Regions from separate parts of the Mus musculus genome. Here region 1 is linked to region 2. A link is a loop called in an ENCODE intact Hi-C map of the cell type or tissue named here. Cell type or tissue: heart. All regions are shown on one strand. Each heading gives the region's core, and the rest is flanking DNA. Links, peaks and the distances in the headings are about the cores only. Region 1 holds the start of Piezo1 (piezo-type mechanosensitive ion channel component 1). Region 2 holds the start of Gm39270.

Region 1 (5,367 bases), core at 214-5,213, 180 kb after region 2:
TCAGGAGACCTGGTCCTTTCTCTCTCAAGCACAAAACATCCCTCCTGAATCCAGATCCCTAGGTCTCCAGGTCACCGGGTTAAGTCTGCCTGGGTTGGTCACTATTCCCATGGGACTAGGGCATCACCTTGCCTGACTTTCCAGATTAGGGGAGTGGCAAAGAGGCTAAGCACCCCAGGATGATTCAAACCTTCAGGAAGGCCTGAGACAGCACCCAGCATTTAAGATGACTAACCTGTGAAGACCTTGTTTCCAAAACATAGGACTCAAACTGTTCAGAGGGTGGAGGGTGAGGGAGCCCTCACAAGAGATGGAGTGAACGTTCCACCTCCAGCAAGAGGTCCCGCAGTGATGACTACACCCCATAGAAATGAACAGGATGCCAGCATCCCCTACGTCACCACACAGAGCTCTTAGCTGGCTCTGTATCCCTTGCCCACCTCCCCAGGCATAAAGAAGACTGTTGGTGGCCAAGCCCACACCCAGGCTCAGTGTCAGGGTAGGTGTGGCCTGTGCCTAGATATGTTCTCATGAATGAATTTTATTGGGGGGACAGTTTGAGCCTAAGGAAAGACAGGAGCATTAGTCATCAATATTCTTTTGAAAGCTCCCCAGGTGACTAACACACAGGCTGGGTGGGAACCCCCAAAGCTGGCAAAGCCTCCTTCACATCCTAACCAGACTCAGTCTGGAAGCTTCCTCTGACACCCACATACTACAGCTGAAAAGCCAGGGGACCTCAGAGCCCAGACTGATCCTTGGAGGGTAAGGATAAATTCTAGCTAGTAGCACTGCTGTCCACGAGCTAAGAAATGATTTTGCATTTTTTTTTAACTGCTGGAAAAAAATATCAGAGTATTTCATGATGTGAAAGCATTCACCATCTGGCCTGTCAGAGAAAAGTCTGCCGGTTTTGTTTAAGCACGGCCCTTGTCTGTGAAAGAGGACCTCTTCCATGAAGATGGAGAAGCCTTTCTCTGCACACAACAGGACCACCTCTTCCCTGCCCTGCCCTCCTTGTTCCCAAGTGTTGACAGTCAGTGAAGGAGCCTGAGAAGCAGCTCTTGTTGAATCTTTAAGAAGGGTACCCGTCTTCTACATTCTCATCCACCCATTCTGCTTATATTTACAGTCTGACCGTCTACAGGCCAGCGAGGAAAAGAAGCCACAAATGTGGGCCCTAGACCTTGGCTCTCCTAAGTCCGGGCTGAGCTGAGGACAGTATCCGCTGGCCCCTCCTTTCAGAGCTCAATGGTTTTCATTGATTCCTGCCTTGAAAAATCCCCCCCACCCCCCCACCCCGGTCTCACCACATTTTGGTCCTACAAATCAAAACTTGGCCTGTGTGGAAGTCATTGCCCGGGTTGCCTGACACCCCCCGGAGCCTGTTCCTGAAACAGGGTGCACAAGCAGTGTCCGTGGAGAGATGGAGGGAATCACGCACAACCCCCCCACCTCCAACAGATGGACTTCCACGAGGCAGACCAACTTTCACAGTGGGTACACTGACTCTCTGTGGGCTAATTTAATCAGACCCCGAGGAAGGTCACATGTGGAGGGGTGCTGACTGCTTCAGGAGGTGTAAGGGGGTGAGCAGCTGGGCAAGGTGCCCTGGGTGAGGCTGGGAGGGCGGCAATGGAGCCCAGCACCTATGACACCAAAAGAGAGAAGCTCTTTGCAAGAAAGGGACGTATGCCAAGGTAGGGGATCTCCAGTTCTGACATCAGGCAGAGCCTCCTGGGGCGCCCTGTGCCCCAGTCCCTCTGGAAGGTAACCAAGTAGGGCACAAGGAAGACAGGAGCTTAGCATTGGACAGACAACCTCGGAACTGAGACTAAGAACTGCGCCTAGGGCTGGAACATTAGTTCTGGTAGGAAATTTCTGACTTGAAAAGCTCCAGGCAGAACGCCACCTTCTCCCAGATTGGTCAGGAAGTCATGATGCAAGTTTGATTTTTTTCTTTCTTTCTTTCTTTTTTCTTAACTACGAAAGAGAATAGAAAGTCGCGCTCCCCTCACAGCTCAGACACTAACAGCCCCTTGCCCGGGCCTCTCCTCCCAGCCCGCGTGGAGACGCCCAGCGCTATCTGGGGCTCTCGCGGACCCGCGCCTCGCCGTTGCCTGCCGTGCTTTCCACTCGGTGCCCGGGCCGGGCCCGCCGAGGCCGCCAGCGCGCTCACGCCTCTGGAATGCGAGCGCCCTGGGCCGCGAGTCCCGCGGAATCTCCTCGCCTATGCTCGCCCGCCGGGGCGGCGCGGCGCAGGGGGACGCGGACGCAGCCTTCCCGCCCGCGCCCTCCACTCACCCGCCAGGAGCGTGCAGGGCAGCAACAGCCAGTAGAGCCCGGCGCCCAGCACGTGCGGCTCCATGCCCCGCGGCCGGGGGACCGCCCGGGGTCGCGCCGCCGTGGCTAAAGGGAGGTGCGAGGGCCGGAGGAACCGCGCGCCATGGCACTCTGGGCGGGTCTCCGCACGTGCGGCGCGCGGCTGCTGTGACCTCCCGCCGGCCTCGATCTCGGGTCGCCGGCCGGCCCGGCCGCGCCCTCTGGTTCCCGACGGCCGGATCCCGCGCACGCTGGGTTGTCAGCCCGCCCGGCTCGGAACTCACGGCGGCTCGTGGAGGCCGAGCTGGGCCGGACGGCGACGCGGCGGCTCTCTCCCTGCTCCCGCCTGCGGGCCTTTATAAGCTCGGCCCCCGCCCTCCCTGGAGTGCCCGCCTCCGCGCTTCCCCCGACGGCCAGGCGCGCCCAGGCACCCCCTCGCTGCCCAGCGCAGTCTGCTCGAGCGCCGGCCCTACTAGCCTGGCTGGTGCCGGTGACCCGGAGACCTCGACCCGCGCGCCCCCCAAACCCTCCTTCAGCCCAGCGCAGTTACTCGCACTGTGCCCGTGGGGCGCTTCTCCCTGGGGCTCCGGGGCCTGGGACCCGGGGTGGGGGCAATACAAGAAGACTCCCAAAGACCTGACCCACTTAGTACCCACGCGCAACTGCGCCCCTCGTGGTTGGAGCAACTTTCGCTTTGTTCCCCAAGCCGTGATGGCGCAGCGCCCTCTGGGGGCTGTCAGAGTCCCTAACTGTGGCACTGGCGGCCACGCTGGCTAGGCCTTGGTGGTTGGGGTGGAGAGACACCTTACTGCTGTGGCATCAGACAGCTGCATCCCACTGTGGTCTGCGTTGGGGCTTTGGGACTGCTTCCAGTCACACCTGCCCCCACTGTGTGGCTTGGCTTTAGTCAGTGTGCTACAGACAGTAGCAAAAGCTGACAGAGCACCTGCTGTCCCATTGGTGGCCAGACAAGGTCTGAGTCCGGCACGTGCCCGGTACCTCACCCAAGCCGCCTTGGTTTGGCTCAGTCTTCCGTATTAAGGTGGATAGGAAAGACGAAATGAAAAGGGGTCAAGAACGGCACAGTTGGACCAAGTTCAGGATGCACTGGGAAATGAGTAGCATTAGGGGCAGAGGCTTAACCGGGAGCGGTGATGATGTGACCCTTTTGAGCCTCAAGGCACCAGCAGGCTAAAGTCAATCACACTTCAGAACCTTCAATTTTCCAGAACCACCAGAAATGCAGGCTTTCCCTGGACATATAGTATTTAAACTGCCTAGCTTGGTCTCCAAGACTCACCTCTAGTCTGACTCTGAAGGGGTGCTGCTAAGACACGGGAAGGTTCAGAAATTCATTCAGACCTGCTCCTTGAGCAGCAGTTCTCAACCTGTGGGTCGTGACAGCTATGGGCCTTGAACGACCCTTTCATAGGGGTTGCATAATAGATATCCTACATAACAGCTATTTACATTATGATTCATAAGAGTAGCAAAATTATAGGCCGGGCGTGGCCTTTAATCCCAGCCCTCGGGAGGCAGAGGCAGGCAGATTTCTGAGTTCGAGGCCAGCCTGGTCTACAAAGTGAGTTCCAGGACAGCCAGGGCTACACAGAGAAACCCTGTCTCAAAAAAAAAAAAAAAAAAAAAAAAGAAGTAGCAAAATTATAGTTATAGCAACAAAATAATTTTATGGTCAAGGGTCACCACAACATGAAGTGTCTTAAGGAATATTAATTAATTAATTATTAATTAATAATAAATAAAAATAATTAATAATAAATAAATAAGCAATATTAGAAATTAATTAAGCAATATTAGGAAGGTTGAGAACCACTGTCCCAAAGGAACTGAAATGTTTATGTCTCACAACCATTGAAGTAGTTGTAGGGTAAAAACAGAAAGGAACAAACAGGGGAACTCTCAAAAAAACTAAACTGTATCCTACAGTGTTGTAGCAGTTTAAAGAGCATCTGAAGACTCCCTGAATTGTGGGAGCAGCTTCTAAGATACAATGTTACCATTGAAAAACTGGCGCCACCCTTGCCCGCCACAGCAAGTATGCAGTCTTGGCATGCAAGCAAGCCTCCTTCCTTTTGATATCCTGGTCAGTCACACACAAGCATTACCTAGGTCAAAAAAAACTCACAAAACAGACCAGGACAGTGGTGGCACACGCCTTTAATCCCAGCACTTGGGAGGCAGAGACAGGTGGATTTCTGAGTTCGAGGCCAGCCTGGTCTACAAAGTGAGTTCCAGGGCAGCCAAGACTATATAGAGAAACCCTGTCTCGAAAAAACAAAAAACAAAACAAAACAAAACAAAAACCAGACCAGATCCTTAGTATCAGAACATTCCTTCTTGTCCTTTGCCAAACAGGGAGAGGCAGATCAGGCCAGATCAGCAACAGCCTGCCTGGCCCTCAGCCCTGGTACCTCTGTATCACCTTTCTCCCTCTCTCTCTTCCTCTGTCTTTTGACCTGGCTTCATACTTGCTGTGTAGTTCAAGGATAACCTTGAACTGATCTTTGTGCAGCCGACAGGAGGTGTGTAGGATTGCAGGTGTACACCATTACACTGAGAACTGTCCCCAGGGTGAAGAGGATGGCACAGGGCCAGAGTAGACAGAGGGATGCAACTCTGCCAGTAGGGTCCCCACTTTTTCTGAGAGGTGACCAGTCACCCCTACTTGTCTCTACTGGAATTAACATTCCAGGATGCAGAAACACCCTGTTATGGTTTGTATATGCTCAGCCCAGGGAATGGCACTATTAAAAGGTATAGCCCTGTTGGAGTGGGCGTGTCACTGTGGGTGTAGGCTTTAAGATTCTCCTCCTAGCTGCCTGGAAGCCAGTCCTTTGCTAGCGGCCTTCAGATGAAGATGTAGAACTCTCAACTCTGCCTGCACCATGCCTGCCTGAATGCTAATAGACTGAACCTCTGAACCTGTCAGCCACCGCAATTAAATATTGTCCTTAGAAGACTTGCCTTGGTCATGATGTCTGTTCACAGCAGTAGAACCCCAACTAAGCCGGGCATGGTAGCGCA
Region 2 (5,367 bases), core at 103-5,102:
CCAAAGCTAGTTGGGTGAGGAAAGGGTTTATTTGGTTTACACTCCCACAGCACTGTTCTTCATCGTCATCGTCATTATCAGCACCATCGAAGGAAGTCGGGACAGGAACTCAAGCAGGGCAGAGGCTATGGAGGGGTGCTGCTCACTGGCTTGCTCCCTATGGCTCAGTCAGCCTGCTTTCTCAGAGGACCCAGAAACTCCAGCCCAGGGATAACACCATGCACTAATGACTGGGCTTTCCCCTCATCAATCACTAATTTACAAAATGCCCTATGGCTGGATCTTATGGGGGCAGCATTTTCTCAGTTGAGGTTCCTTCCTTTCAGGTGACTCTAGCTCATGTCAAGTTGACGAAAGAAAGAAAGAAAGAAAGAAAGAAAGAAAGAAAGAGAGAGAGAGAGAGAGAGAGAGAGAGAGAGAGAGAGAGAAGAAAAGAAAATCCCATCCAGCACACCTGGGGACAGGAAAGAGGATGTGAGTATGGGAGAAATGGGCCAGGGACACCAGGCCATAGGAGGCGGGGCACCAGGAGTGTAGCTTTTATCTTGTGGCTGAAGAAGCCACTGCAGGAGTTGCTGAAATTGGGTTCTAAATGAAGCAAGAGTGAGAAGAGGGGACTTTGGTATTAACTCAGGCAAGAGCCAGGGATGGAGAGCATAGAGAACAGGAGGGAAGTTCAGAATCCATCTGGAAGGCCGACTCGTTCCCCAGTTCATCTCCCCAGCCTCTACTGATTGCATTTCTGCGGTGGCCACCAACATCTTATGAAGTGTTTGTCTGACCATCTCAGAGCTCTGTATGACTCAGAGACACAGAACTGACAGAATGAGTGTGTATGTGGTTGCGAGCCTTCATGTGGTTGTGAGGAATTGAACTTAGGACCCCTGCTCACTCCAGTCAACCCTGCTCTCTCAGTCCCTGCTCGCTTACTATAAATAAGTACACTGTAGCTGTCTTCAGACATACCCAAAGAAGGCGTCAAATCTCATTATGGGTGGTTGTGGGTCACCATGTGGTTGCTGGGATTTGAACTCAGGACCTTTGGAAGAGCAGTCAGAGCTTTTACCCGCTGAGCCATCTCGCCTATTTTATATTTTTATATAAATTGAATATTATGCAGCTTGCACTGCCATGCTAACTACTCAAGTCTGGTCTCTTAGTTACTGCTCTATTGCTGTCAAAAAGCACCACAACCAAGGCACTCCTTATAAAAAGGAATCATTTAATTAGGGGCTCACAGTTTCAGAGATTAGTCAGTCCATCATCATGGAGGGGAGCATGGTAGCATGCAGGTGGACAATGTCTAGTTTTAGACCCCATTATAAGGGACCAAGGTGCATATTTTACATAGCTAAGCAGACCTGGCAACTCCCCTGGCCTCAGTCCTTGGGGTCAGTGAGCTCGCGGGCAAGCAGCTTCCCAGTAAACCTGGCTTGAATAAGATCTAATCTGGCTTGATTCGGCTCATTTCACTGGGTAGCTTGAGCAGTTGGTGTTAATTTTCTTCCAGAGGTGGGAGGCCAGCGTGGCCTAATCCTGGCTTGCAGATGGCTGCTTTCTCACTGTCTCCTCAGATGGTGGTGGTGGTGGTGTATGAAAAGAGATATACATATATACATGCACACATACATAGGAGAGAGGGGGGAGAGAGAGGGAGAACCTTCTGTCTGACCTGATTGGCAGCCACCTTTAATCCCAGCACTAGCATGATCTCTCAAATAGCTCTCCTTGGTATCTATTGAAGGACACCAATCTATGAGATCCAGACCCCACCTTTATACCCTCACGGAGAGGCTCTGCTTTGAAATCCATACCAGCTTGGTGCTAGGACTTCACATGTAAGTAACTTGGAGGGTGGGCGGCATAGTTCAGTCGCATTATGGAGTCAAAAGTATTCGACTTGTCATGACTGGCGCCTTCCTAGGCGTCCTCGGTGTTTGTAGCATGTGTCTGAACTTCATCCCTTTCTGTGGCCCAATTAATGCAGGACTGTAAGACCAGAACTCCCCCCCCCCCTTATATCAGTTTATGGGCATCCGGGTGGTTTCACTTTGAGGAAGACAGGCAGCCCCTAACCAGTAAGACCAAGATCAGATTCAAAATTTGCAAGGGGTCAGTACCTAATGATCTCCGTACCTTTTATCAGGTCATGGGGGGGGGGGGGGGTTGGACTTCGGGCTCCAGCAGCTGAGCCCCATCTGGGTAGTAGGAGGGGACTGAAAAATGACCCAATCAGTTTAAGTCCTCCCCAGGGAGGTTACACTGGGTCACGGTAATTTAACGATGCCAGAGATGTTTAGCGTCACAGAAACAGGTAAGAGGATCTAAATCCTTCAACTCCAAAATCTTTTTTTTTTTTTTGAGGGTACCAGGGCCTCGCACATACTTGGCAGGTGCTGTCTCAACCTCAGAGCTACACTCCAGCCCCCAAAACACTTTTGGTCAAGTATTGATTTTTTTTTTTCCGAGACAGGGTTTCTGTGTAGCCCTGGATGTCCTGGAACTCACTCTGTACACCAAGCTGGCCTCGAATTCTGAAATCCGCCTGCCTCAGCCTCCCAAGTGCTGGGATTAAATACAGCCCGGCAAAATATTGATATTTAATAAGGCAGAAAGTTCGTGCCCTGAAGAAACGAATGCTAAGTTTTCAGACCCTGGAAGTGTCCACTCGCACTCACCAAGAGCCTCAAAGGGCTTTCCCTTTCCGGCACGCATCCCGCCTGCTCCTCATCTGATCTCATCCCAAGCAACTACCACGAAGAGCCACCGACTGCGCACGCGCCGCCAGGAGGCCCGCTAGAGGGCGGGGTCGACCTCGGTGAGCCTGCGCAGTAGCAGAGCCTTGGGAGCGCGCGCCGCGGAGGCGAGGCCGGCGGAGGCCGGAAGGAAGTGCGGAAGAGGGCGGGGCTAGCGAGGGAAGCCCGCCGGTTCGCAAGACGGCCGTCGCGGCCTGATGACGTTGCACAATGGCCGGCCCCCGCGGGTAGTGGAGCCCGTTTGTTCCGCCCGCGTCGTGCCCAAAGCCGGAGCCAGTGAGGAGCGAAAAGGCTGAGGAACGTCTCGTCCACGCTGCCCCCACCACAGCGGAGCCGTGGCCGCCTCCCGTCTTCGCGTTGAGGTAAGCTGGGCCGGCGGGCGGCGGGGAGAAGGCCGCCCCAGCGGCGGCGGGAGCGAGGCCCCGGAGCCCGGCGCCGCCTCCCGAGCTCTCGGGCGCGCCCCCGGCTGTGCGCAGCCGCGGGCCGAAGCGCGGGCCGGGACAGCGGGCAGGCGCGAGCCCGCTGCGGCCTGGGACGTCCGGGCGGGTGCCGTGGCGCGCCGCGGTCTGCCGTGGTGAAGTTGCTTTTCCTGAAGCTGTCATTTTCCCTTCCGGGCCACTCGGCGTGGCACATGTTCGCCGCCCACAAAGGGGAGCGGATCGCGCAGGTTGGCTCGGGAGGAGGCCCGCTTGGACTCTCGACGGGCTCTGCAGGGAACTTTGAACTCTCTGGAGCCTCCTGCAACTTGCTCTCGCAACTTCAAGCGAGCACAGGTTGGACGGACCCACTGTGCTCCAAGAGTCCCGGGTCGCTTAGGAAGTGTGACCTCCTCGCCTCTTGGACTGTGAGCTTAGAGATGCCATTTCTTTAGTGTAAAGTAGCCAGGCGATTGTAGTGCTAGAAGGAAATTAAACTAAGACCTATAGTCTCGCCCCTACTAGATACTTAGTTTCCCGTATACTTTTGACAGCTGAGTTTACCGGGCACAATAGCTGTTTCAAATGAGCTTTTTCTTGGCACTTATTAACAAGAGTAATCTTCAGACCCATTTGAGGGTAGTAGAAGAAGGCATTTGTTTCTTCTTCATCACATTACCTATCCCAAGGCAGAGGTTGAGATTCTCTGTCCCTAGGCTAGTTCCCATTTCCCAGCCCCCTGAGAGGAGAATGCGAATGATCTGAACACGTTTGAAGCCAGCCAGTTCTGGAACCAATCAATATGTCCCCAAAGCTGAAACTCCTCTCTAGTCGTAGATGGGGAATGCTCAAACATTTTAAGAGCACTTCGGATTTACTTCCTGAACACTCAGCAGGTAAGTTTGCTTTGCTCATCTCCAAAGAGATAGCTTGTCATCTGCAGACCATCCCAAGGAGACCATCTCCTTACCGAAGAGTTTTTGCAGAGCTTAAGTCACTTTGCGGGTGGTGTTTTCAACATCCTGACATTCTTGCTCTATACATGGATGGAGCTATGAATAAGTTTTTTTAACCAGGCATAACAGAACTTAGACATCAACATAGGCTCTGCTCTGCTAAACTTCATCTCCCACAGCTGAGTATGGTGGCCCACACCTTAATCCCAGAACTTGGGGGGAAGCAGAAGCGAGGGGGTCTCTTAGTTCCAGCTAGCTTGGTCTACATAGTGAGTTCCAGGACAGCCAAAGCTACAAAGTGAGACCTTGGTTCAAAGGAAAAGTCGTTTTCCAGAAGTTGTATTTGTGTGTTATCGAGCCTCCTTAACAAAACCTACTTGGAACACGTTTCTCAGTAGTAGGCCAGTCAGTGGTGACCAAGTCTTTAATCTCAGAACGCAAGAGGCAGAGGCAGAGGCAGGTATATCTCTATTGGTTCGAGGCTAGTCAGGGCTACGATGAGAAACCCTGCCCCCCTCCCCAAGTCATACCCCATGTTTGCCCAAGAGTTGTTTTAACCTGAATTGGTAAATTCACCAGGCCAGGCTATTAAGTAGCTTGTAGCAGTTGCTGAAAATGACCCAGCTGTGAGGAGACCACGACATAACTGTTCTGTCAGTAGTAGAGTGGTTGGAGTCAGTTTGGCCTTCCTGAGCTGCTGCTGACACAAGAGCAGAACGCTGCTCTGGAGTTCTGTTACAATGTTTTACAAACAGGCAACTTTATTAGATCTCTTTCTAGTATGCAACAGGTGGTTCCTGGATTCATGGGGTTTTGTCGTTTAGTCAAGCATTTTCCAGTATGTCAAATGCAGCTGGGGACAGAGATATTGAAAGACTGTCATTCCACCCCTGAACAGGTTCACCATTGTGGATAGGAGGACTAAAGGTTAGTTCTAAACTTTGTGAGAGTCCTGCACTACTGGGTTAGTGGGTAAGAAGATTGTAAACATTGTAGCTGGGCTGGAGGATCCCCGGATTCACAGCTTATATGTAGCACATGAGTTCCCTGCAGCCAGCAGAGGGTAGCACACAGAATTAGTCTTTTTTTTTTGTTTTGTTTTTGTTTTTGTTTTTGTTTTTGAAGACAGGGTTTTTCTGTATAGCCCTGGCTGTCCTGGAACTCACTTTGTAGACCAGGCTGGCCTCGAACTCAGAAATCCGCTGCCTCTGCCTCCCGAGTGCTGGGATTAAAGGCGTG

What was found. Hi-C counts contacts between places; a loop is a spot of excess contacts. Peaks named below come from ENCODE experiments on the same cell type or tissue, not always from the same donor. Only the 100,000 strongest peaks of a DNase experiment are listed, where the experiment ranks them.
Region 1: a loop joins it to region 2, with 3.0 times the contacts of the local background. A loop is called at or near these places in 1 of 42 quality-filtered maps.

The regions. Positions count from the first base shown.
Region 1 is chr8:122,548,671-122,554,037 of GRCm38, forward strand. Piezo1 (piezo-type mechanosensitive ion channel component 1) reads right to left here and starts at 2,659. Exons shown (of 51, transcript NM_001357349.1): 1 at 2,305-2,659. The coding sequence starts at 2,368. In heart, for the core only: a CTCF peak has its summit at 3,012 (motif pointing left); DNase peaks (open chromatin) are centred at 481, 1,651, 1,851 and 2,811; H3K4me3 peaks cover 3,146 bases; H3K27ac peaks cover 3,034 bases.
Region 2 is chr8:122,373,683-122,379,049 of GRCm38, forward strand. Gm39270 reads right to left here and starts at 3,402. Exons shown (of 2, transcript XM_030243895.1): 1 at 2,679-3,402. The coding sequence starts at 3,389. The coding sequence ends at 2,751. Zc3h18 (zinc finger CCCH-type containing 18) reads left to right here and starts at 2,934. Exons shown (of 18, transcript NM_001029994.1): 1 at 2,934-3,118. In heart, for the core only: a CTCF peak has its summit at 2,795 (motif pointing right); DNase peaks (open chromatin) are centred at 1,876 and 2,909; H3K4me3 peaks cover 2,627 bases; H3K27ac peaks cover 1,866 bases.